2 separate regions of the Homo sapiens genome follow, and region 2 is linked to region 1. A link is an interaction called in ENCODE POLR2A ChIA-PET data of the cell type or tissue named here. Cell type or tissue: Panc1. All regions are shown on one strand.

The links. Peaks named below come from ENCODE experiments on the same cell type or tissue, not always from the same donor. Only the 100,000 strongest peaks of a DNase experiment are listed, where the experiment ranks them.
Region 2: POLR2A ChIA-PET joins it to region 1 with 5 read pairs; 3 of 35 experiments call an interaction of 5 or more read pairs at or near these places.

The regions. Positions count from the first base shown.
Region 1 is chr2:214,696,122-214,701,121 of GRCh38, reverse strand. It overlaps the pseudogene ENSAP3. Among named protein-coding and RNA genes, the nearest start is that of BARD1, 110 kb to the left of the region's middle. In Panc1, no CTCF peak of the experiment used is centred here; no DNase peak of the experiment used is centred here.
Region 2 is chr2:214,802,255-214,807,254 of GRCh38, reverse strand. All of the region lies in intron 1 of BARD1 (BRCA1 associated RING domain 1), which reads left to right. Among named protein-coding and RNA genes, the nearest start is that of BARD1, 4.9 kb to the left of the region's middle. RefSeq lists an enhancer at 3,857-4,400. In Panc1, no CTCF peak of the experiment used is centred here; no DNase peak of the experiment used is centred here; H3K27ac peaks cover 405 bases.

The DNA.
Region 1 (5,000 bases):
AGCACTGATCTAATGGTGATGAATTCCGTCAGTTTTTGCTTGTCTGGGAAAGACTTTATTTCTTCTTCGGTTTTGAAGAATAGATTTGTTGCATGTAGTATTCTTGGCTGACAGGTTTTTTTTTTCTGCACTTTGAGTATATCATTCCAGTTTCTACTGGATTTATGTAAGTTTTCTGTTGAGAAATCTTCTGTTAGTCTGATAGGGATTCTTTTATATGAGACTTGACACTTTTCTCTTGTTTTTAGAAATCTTTATCTTTTTTTGACAGTTTGATGATGTGCCTTGGGAAGAGATTTTTGAGTTGAGTCTATTTAAGAATTTTTTAGCTTCCTGTATCCAGATGTCTATATCTATTGCAGATATCTTCAGATATTATTATTATTATTATTGTTATTATTATTTTTATCTTGTTTTTGAGAGGAGTCTCGCTCTGTCCCCCAGGCTGGAGTGCAGTGGTGCAATCTCCGCTCACTGCAAGCTCCGCCTCCCAGGTTCACACCGTTCTCCTGCCTCAGCCTCCTGAGTAGCTGGGACTACAGGCACCCACCACCACACCTGGCTAATTTTTTGTATTTTTAGTAGAGGTGGGGTTTCACTGTGTTAGCCAGGATGGTCTCAATCTCTTGACCTCGTGATCCACCCACCTCGGCCTCCCAAAGTGCTGGGATTACAGGCATGAGCCACTGCACCCAGCCGTCTTCAGATATTATTTAATTATATAGGTTCTCTGTACTTCTGATCATCTCTTCTCCTTCCAAAACACCCCAAATTTGAATATTTAATCACTTTACAGTGTCCCATATCTTATTTGGCTTTCTTCTTCTTTTTAAAAATTGTTTTTCTTTGTCTGGTTTGTTTCTATAAACCTGTTTTCAATGTCAAAAATTCTTCTGCTTGACTTCGTCTATTGTTGAGCTCTCAGGTGCATTTAAAAAATTTCATTGATTAAATTATTCAGTTCCAGGATTTCTGTTTAGCTTTTTTATAACTTTTGTTGAATTTCTCATCTAGATCATGCCTTTTTAAAGTTTATGTATGTAATAATATGACATATCTATGTGCAACATTGCTAGGACCATTGAAGAAACTATACAGTGATGCTCAGCATTTTCCCCTTCCCATATGGACTTTCGATTAAGGATGATAGCATGAGGAAATGGAGCCAGAAATACAAAAATTATATACAAGTGACAGCCAAGGAGTTTAGGGGCCAGGGACTCCAGAGATCCTGCTCTCTTCATTCCTTCCTTACCAACTTTCTCATGTCCAATCTGAATGACAGCCTGACAATTGAATGGCCAGTCAGAAGAGAAGTACATACACACCTTATCCCCCTACATGCACATCAGCTAGTTCATCAGACATTCTCACTGGGCCAAATGTTTAGTATATTGGAATTTGTGATGTAAGAGGGCAAGGGAAGATTACAGAATCTTGCTCTCTTGAATAGTTAGTTCTCACCCTGGCCTTCTCTGTTATAACTAGCAGGTTGTATTCAGTAAGATTCAGTGCAAGCTGGCGAACTAGATTGTAGATGCTGGTCCCTTTCAAGTCCTTTCCTCCTCCTGTTCATGAATCACCAGCATTGCTGCTTCTCCACATCACATAAGAGCTGGGTTGCTGAGTTCTGGGAAGGCAGAGATTTCTCAGTCTTCCTCGTCTCCCTAAACACTTTCCCCAGCTTCTTCCAAGGTGAATCATCTCCTAAGTACCTCCTCATCCAGCTCCCCTGTAGTAATAAACCCCAAAGGCTAGTTCAGTTTATCCCTTTTCTTCCCTTTTTCCCAAAATACACCTGGCATCATATTATATCTGACCCATGGGTCAGCACATATGCAGGCATGATTGAGCATGTCTTCCCAGGTGCACAGTTCTGCTGCCAGAGCAGCTTTTAAGAAGCTAAGGCCCCGATGTAGACTGGAAAAGTGGACTGGGTCAGAGGCAAGAAGCTTCCATGGGTAGCTGCTGCTGCTGCTTTTTTTTTTTTTTTGGACTCTGAAGACCATGCCCTATATGAGGTTCAGGTTCACTTGCCTGAATTTGTAACTCCCAAATCTCAACTTTCTCTCTCCTCATGTAGCCCTCAAATGGTTCCCCTGTGTAATACTTTCCCAGTATTTCATAGCAGCACAGTATTACTTCATCACCTGTTGGCCTTCCTCACTTTTAATTTTACAATGATCAATACAGCGTTTTTCTGCTGGAAGTTATAGGGCTTTAGAATCAGAATCAATTTTATATATATTTAACTCTATTTTAGCGATGAGGAAATGGAAATCCAGAGAGGCTAAATGACTTAAAGGTTATACATGAGCTCTGCTGAGACGAAGTAGAACTAGAACCCAGATGCCTTGACTCCTAAACCAGTGCTTTTCCCATTATCCCACGATATTTTCAAAAGCAACATGTTGGAAGAGAGAGAGAAAAAGTGCCCATTTTCTGTGAGTAATGTTCATCAATCTTTACATTATTTGAGAGCCAGGGCAAACTGCAAGAGATACTAAGTAAAGGGGGCTAAGTGGACATTGTAGTTTTAGGCAAGCAAGTCTGTCTTTCTTTGTAAGGATTTTCTAAACCTGCCGTAATGGAAACATGAAGCAATAGCAGCATAAGGGACAAAACACTTAGAAGCACAAAAACATGTCTTATTTAATCTACCTTTCCCAACTATGTCAGGTTAGCTTTTGGATGTTAAACCTGCCGTATTATTCCCAAGGCTCAGCTTAATCAATTATGGGATATTCTCCTCCAAAAGGAGAAATCACATCTCTCCAGTTTCTCACAAAAGAGAAAGCATTTGCAGCATTATCCAATCCTAGTCTTTCCTATTTCTGGGCCCTACCTGGATTATAGGGAGGATGTAGGAGTCTCAATTTAACCAAAGAAATGGACTCAGAGTCCCCCTTCAACTTACATTACCTTCTCAGAAGCCACTAGGAGAATCATAGTCATTTTTGCCTGGTAACTGAGATCTGACTAGGTGTCCATTTCATCCCTGCCTATAATATGTAAACATCCAGTGGGGTGAGGAGTAGGAGGAGAGGGCAGCCTGGGTTACCCTGCAAGCTTGCTGGTGATAACCAAGGACTTTCTGTGGGGCAGAATGTGGTCACCAGTCACCAGGTTCTTCTTTGGTTCTGCACTTGGAAGCTGCTTACTCTTCATCTTGGCTTTGGCCATGTTGTAGTCTCCTGAGACAAAGTACCTTTTCCCTTTCTGTAATCTCTTCATGAGGAAGTTGGAGCCTCCGGGCTCTTGTCCTAGGCTTAGGTATTTGGACTTTAGCTTTGGCTCCTCAACTCTCTCAGAGAGAATACCTTCTTTATCCTGCATCTTCGTTTCTCCTTGTTGGTCTTCTCCACAGGGTTCTCTCTTTCTTGTTACTGGGATGTGGTAGGACTGAGTCTCTGGGGCATAGGAGGGCCCATATAGTCCACCTGACAAGGGAAAGGGGAAGGGAAATGGGGACAACCTATGCTGCTGCTTTGGCTCCTGTCACTAGGGTTGCTCAGTCAAAATAGCCATAAATTGTTTTTTCTGATTTATTTGTATTGCTTATCTGTGTTCTCTTGCATCTCACTTAGTTTCTTTAATATCATTATTTTGAATAATTTTTCAGGCATTTCATAGATTTTCTTTTCTTTGGGATCTTTTACTGGAGAAGTGTTGTTTTTTCATTGGAGGCATCATGTTTCCTTGCTTTTATATATTTATTGTGTCCTTGTGTTGATATCTGTGCATTTAGTATGAGTTACTCCTTCAAATTTTATGGATTGGTTTTTGTAGAGAAAGACTTTTTCATGTATTTATAGCATTGGTTAGGTAGGATGTTTTGGCTCTGATTCTGAGTGGCTGCAGTAGTATAGTGTCTGTATAATTTTTTTCACTACAATCAGCATCTGTGAGTTCATCAGTGGCTTAGCTTGCAGTGGTTAGCAGAGGCTATGGTGAGGTTTTGCACAAGACAGGGATGCCAGGAGGGCCAGTCCTTGGGTGTCAGTGGTGGCAGCAGCGAGCTGGGTGTGCAGGTCTTCGGGCCCCTGAGTAGTGTATGTGAGTGCCAGCAATGGTGGGCCTAGGCAGACCAGTCCTTGGGCCTCCAAGCAGCTTGCTTGGGTGCTGGCAGTAGTTGGCCAGGTAGGCCTTGTGTTCCTGGATGGCATGCATGGCATTGGTGGTGGTACATGAGCTCTGCTGAGTGGCATGCACAGGTGCCAGCAGTGGTGGTGGTAGGCTGGATGAGCTGGTCACCAGGCCCTAGGGAGGTTCATGTGGGTACTGGTAGTGTGGGTAAGGTGGTCTCATTTCTTATGTCCCTGGACAGTGCATGTGTGCACTGGTGGCAGCAGCAGGGCAGGCCTACCCCCAGGCCCCCAGGAGCATGCACAGACAGCAGTGGTGATGGAGTGGGACTGTCCTCAGGACCCCCAGTAGTGTGTGCAGGTACTGAAGGCCACAAGTGGGGCAGATTTATCCCTGGGCACCTGGATGACATGCTCATTCATGCCAGTACCCAGGCCCCTTGAAGACATGAGCAGTGGCTTTGCTGCCAGAGGAAGGGAGGTTGATTACAGTGGTAGCAGCAGCCCTGGGCATGCAGCTCTCAGGCTCTGGGAGGTGTATGCTTTAGCTCCCGTTGTCCAGTGGCAGCCTCCTTGTTGCATTTCACCTCCCGTTCTTTGGGGTCTAGGATATTGTGTGGCTAGAGTGCTAGACAATGTGCTGTACTGCTGGGTCCAGTTGGCATCATAACACTGCAACCCTCTGAGGGATGGCAGTGGGGCTCCAGGGTTGTGGAGATGCAGGTAGAGCAAGAAGTAGTCAGGTGGAAGGTGGGTTCTCAAAATGGTGCTGTGCTGCAGTTGCTTGGGTCTCGATAGTGTGTGGAACCCAATGCAAAGTCCCTCTCTGGAACCAAGCTCTTGTGTGGACTCCAGGCAGCTCCCTATACTAGTCTTGGGGCCCATGAGGGCTGAGAGGCTCTCCCTTGGCTGCAT
Region 2 (5,000 bases), 110 kb before region 1:
TACAGAATGCTATTGAATGCTATTGATTTTTTTTTTTTTAATCCGAACCTCTATAGATGAACTGAATCTTAACTCTTAGACTGCATGTTTTCATGTAGGGGTCTGCAAATTTTTTCGGTAAAGGGCCAGGTAATTAATATTTTAGGCCTTTCTGCCCGCAAATAGTTTTTGTTCTTATTTATTTTTACATCTCTTAAAAATGTAAAAACCATTCTTTCCTTAAGGGCTGTACAGAAACAGACTGCTGGCTTGGTTTGGCCCACAGGCAATAGTTGCTAAACTGTCGATAAAGTCTTGATAAACTTAATGTCTCAAGTTTAAAAATCCTTTTTGGTATACAATTTTATATCACATGGGGTGCCTTTTTTTTTTTTTTTTCCCTAGGCAAAGTTTCACTCTGTCACCCAAGCTGGAGTGCAGTGGCATGATTTCAGCTCACTGCAACCTCCTTCCCCCGGGTTCAAGCAATTCTCTTGCCTCAGCCTCCTGAGTAGCTGGAACTACAGGTGCATGCCACCATGCCCGGCTAATTTTTGTATTTTTACTAGAGACGGGGTTTCATCATGTTGGCCAGGCTGGTCTCCAACTCCTGACCTCAAGTGATCCGCCCACTTCAGCCTCCCAAAGTGCTGGGATTACAGGCGTGAGCCACCATGCCTGGTCTTTACATGGGCTTTAATGTTTAGAAATGATTTTGCTTTCCTCTGTAGGTGTCTCTGCAACTTTGGCACTATCTATAGTGAAAAAAGCATGGCCAGCTGCACCTTACTCAAGGAGGAAAAGCATTGTTCCTACCTCTGCCTTTGCCCTGGTAGCCTCCTGACATTGCCGGCAAGGAGCAACTCAGAATGGTCTGCTTCTTCCATTTGCTACCCTCCATTCAAAGCAGTGTCATATTATTTGAAATTGTGTCAGTATGTCCTTTTACAGAGTTTCAGAGTTCTACCCAGTGGGCTAGTGATTACCCCGATTACCCTCACATTCAGCTTGCAGCTGACATCTGCCTTGTGTTGCACATGGATCTGTTTTGCAGCAAGCATTACTTGCTGGTGAGGGTGGATTGGTACATAACCGGGCATCCTTTCTTGACCTTTAACATGAATCTGGCTTCAAGGTGAAGCCGATGAAAGTGTTCAAGAGGCCAGATGTGACATTTATATTAGGACCAAGCCTCACAACCAGAAAGAAGCTATTTAAGGATTTGGAAAAATGAGACAGGAAGACCATATTATTTGAGAGGCTGGCAGAAAGCACAGTAATAATGTGTTCCTAAAGGAAGCAGGAAATGGTAATAGGAGCTGCAGTGTAGAAGCCCCAGGTGTCATATAACACTGTTTTGTGAATTAATAGGTACCTCTTGGCATATTTTTGAGGGTGAGAGTGGGATTAGACATCTATGACAATTGTAACGTGGGCCTTTTTAATCAACTTTTTATGAAAAGTTAGAAAGTAATCTTTTAACCTTTATGATAGGTATTTTTTTTTTTCTGAGTTCTTGTTTAGGAGATGATCAAGCTTAATTTTGTATTCTCTCATACTTTGAGGCAGCATAGTGTAGATGTTAAATGTGTGGAATCTGGAGTTAGATTCCCTGGGTTCAAATCCTGGCTCCATTATTTAGGTTATTTTATCTTTTTATGCTTCCTTTTCTTCATCTGCACAAAATGAGTGGATATTCATAAGATGCCTTGAGCTGTGTCTGTTATGTACTAAATACTATATGAATATTTGTGAAATAAAGGATAGGTTCTCTGACTCCGGGTTCAGCTTTTGCCTTTCTTCATGAGTTTTGAATGTTCAGAGGCATTCTCACAGAGCAGTGATCCCCAAATGGAATGATTTCTCCCTGGCACTGGTTATTCATTAGAATAACGAGAAATCACTGAGACACTGTGTAAGGGGTGATAAGGTGATGCATTTTCTACTTCTGCCTTTAAGGAGTGTATGCTTAATTATAAGGGATAAAATAAATACAAGTTCAGGGTAAATTGTCGTGCAGGTCGACATAGTGCTGAGAAGAGTACTTGGGTAGGGCCAGTGGAAGGAAGCTTCATGGGCTTTTAAATTGAAATATGAATAGATTTTCTTTTTTCTGAGACGGAGTCTCCCTCTGTCACCCAGGCTGGAGTGCGGTGGTGTGATCTCGGCTCACTGCAACCTCCGCCTGCCAGGTTCAAGTGATTCTCCTGCCTCAGCCTCCTGAGTAGCTGGGATTACAGGTGAGCGCCACCAAACCCGGCTAATTTTTGTATTTTTAGTAGACACGGGGTTTCACCATGTTGCTCAGGCTGGTCTCGAACTCCTGACCTTGTGATCCGCACTTCTTGGCCTCCTAAAGTGCTAGGATTACAGGCGTGAGCCACCACACCAGGCCGAGATGCGAATAGATTTTTAAAATGGAGCCAGGTTGCAGGGAGCTGGGGTGATGGGTGTTATTTGCAAATAACTAGCTATAAAGAATTGTAGGGTAAAGGGGGACTGGGTCAGGTGAACAGAGAGTTAAGACAGGGTCAAATCAGTGATAGTAGCCTAACAACAGAATACTCAGTTGGTTTATATAGTTAACTTCCTAAAGAGAGCAATTTGTATAGCTTTCCTGGACTCTGGTTCCTCATCTATAAAATGAGGAAAATGGACTCGTTGATTTGTAAAGTTCTCTCCAGTTTGCAGATTTCATAGTTATTTGTGTCCACTGGATGAAGTTTAACATACATACAGAAAAGGCACAAATCATTGGTGTTCAGCTTGTATCGTATCTTCCAAGTTAGAATTTATTTGTGAGATTTATTTATTTATGGAATATTTTGAGTGATGTCTGTCTCCTTCAGTTATATATTTAGTAAAACTAGGTTCACGTTTGTAGCCACAATGCCAGACACATAGTTTCTTAGTGTATGTTAAATTGATGTATGAAAGAACTTAGGTTAAGGTAGGATCACATTTGAAGGGCCTTTGCAAGTGGTAATACCAGAAGATCTAGTTAATTTACATGAATTGCTAAGAATCCCCTATAGGTTCCATGTCATTATCCATATACTTTACTTGTTAAACACTTTATTCTTCTAAAGATAAACACAAGAAAAATTGTTTAATTGGCTTGGTGAGCCTGCACATTTAGATGTTCAACATGTTGGTCCACACGTTAAAATTACCTTGAGGATTCTTTAAAATGTAAGAGCACTTTGGGAGCTGTCTTGCCTAATATTAAATAGCAGTTGATATTTCATGGAGATACAGGGGAGCCATTCTATTAAGAAATAGATCTGCCTTGGTATTATCATCTCAGATGGATTTACCTTCCTTTTTTTCTTTTCGAAGAAAATTTTGTATCAGTAAGAACTTTAAAAAAAATTGTTCTCACTACTTAATTCTTCCCTAAGTTATCCTCTGACAGCACTGATCTGAAGGGGTGGGTTGCCCCTCCACACCTGTGGGTGTTTCTCGTAAGGTGGAACGAGAGACTTGGAAAAGAAAAAGACACAGATACAAAGTATAGAGAAAGAAATAAGGGGACCCAGGGAACCAGCGTTCAGCATATGGAGGATCCCGCCAGCCTCTGAGTTCCCTTAGTATTTATTGATCATTCATGGGTGTTTCTCCGAGAGGGGGATGTGTCAGGGTCACAAGACAATAGTGGGGAGAGGGTCAGCAGACAAACACGTGAACAAAGGTCTTTGCAACATAGACAAGGTAAAGGATTAAGTACTGTGCTTTTAGATATGCATACACAGAAACATCTCAATGCTTTACAAAGCAGTATTGCTGCCCGCACGTCCCACCTCCAGCCCTAAGGCGGTTTTTCCCTATCTCAGTAGATGGAACCTACAATCGGGTTTTATACTGAGACATTCCATTGCCCAGGGACGGGCAGGAGACAGATGCCTTCCTCTTGTCTCAACTGCAAGAGGCTTGCCTTCCTCTTATACTAATCCTCCTCAGCACAGACCCTTTACGGGTGTCGGGCTGGGGGACGGTCAGGTCTTTCCCTTCCCACAAGGCCATATTTCAGACTATCACATGGGGAGAAACCTTGGACAATACCTGGCTTTCCTAGGCAGGGGTCCTTCCGCAGTGTTTGTGTCCCTGGGTACTTGAGATTAGGGAGTGGTGATGACTCTTAAGGAGCAAGCTGCCTTCAAGCATCTGTTTAACAAAGCACATCTTGCACAACCCTTAATCCATTTAACCCTGAGTTTGACACAGCACATGTTTCAGAGAGCACCGGGTTGGGGGTAGGGTCATAGATTAACAGAATCTCAAGGCAGAAGAATTTTTCTTAGTACAGAATAAAATGGAGTCTCCTATGTCTACTTCTTTCTATACAGACACAGTAACAATCTGATCTCTCTTGCTTTTCCCCACACTGATCTTTCTAAATCAACTACATGTAAAGTTACAGAAGTATGACTGTAGATGGGGAAAAAGTAGAGTAGCTGAATTTTCAAGGTACAGAAATCCTGTTACCATGCAAATGTCTTCTCTTATTTGTTTGGATTTTTTCTATCTAATATATATGTATATCAAACAGAAAATAGGGTAAGGATAAAATGGAATTGTTAATACAAATGCATTTTTGTATATAGGCTTCCATTTGGTTCATTCACTAAGAACTTATTGAAATCCTGCAGTTAATCTAGCACCATGCTAGGTAGGTAATGGTGGGTTGGGGAGCTCAGAAAAAATGAAAGTTAAGATCTCTTGTCTTAGGGCTGGAGTCTAATTTCAAGACAAGAGAAATAGAAAATCAGGAAGTTAAAATACAGATGCTCCTGAACTTGAGATGGGGTTATGTCTGGATCAACCCATAGTAAGTTTAAAATATTGTATGTCAAAAATATATTTAATATACATACCCTACCAAACATCATAGCATAGCCCAGCCTACCTTAAACATGCCCAGAACACTAACATTAGCCCAGTTGGGTTAAATCATCTAACACAAAGCCTATTTTATAATAAAGTGTTTAATAGCTCATGTAATTTATTGAATACCATACTAA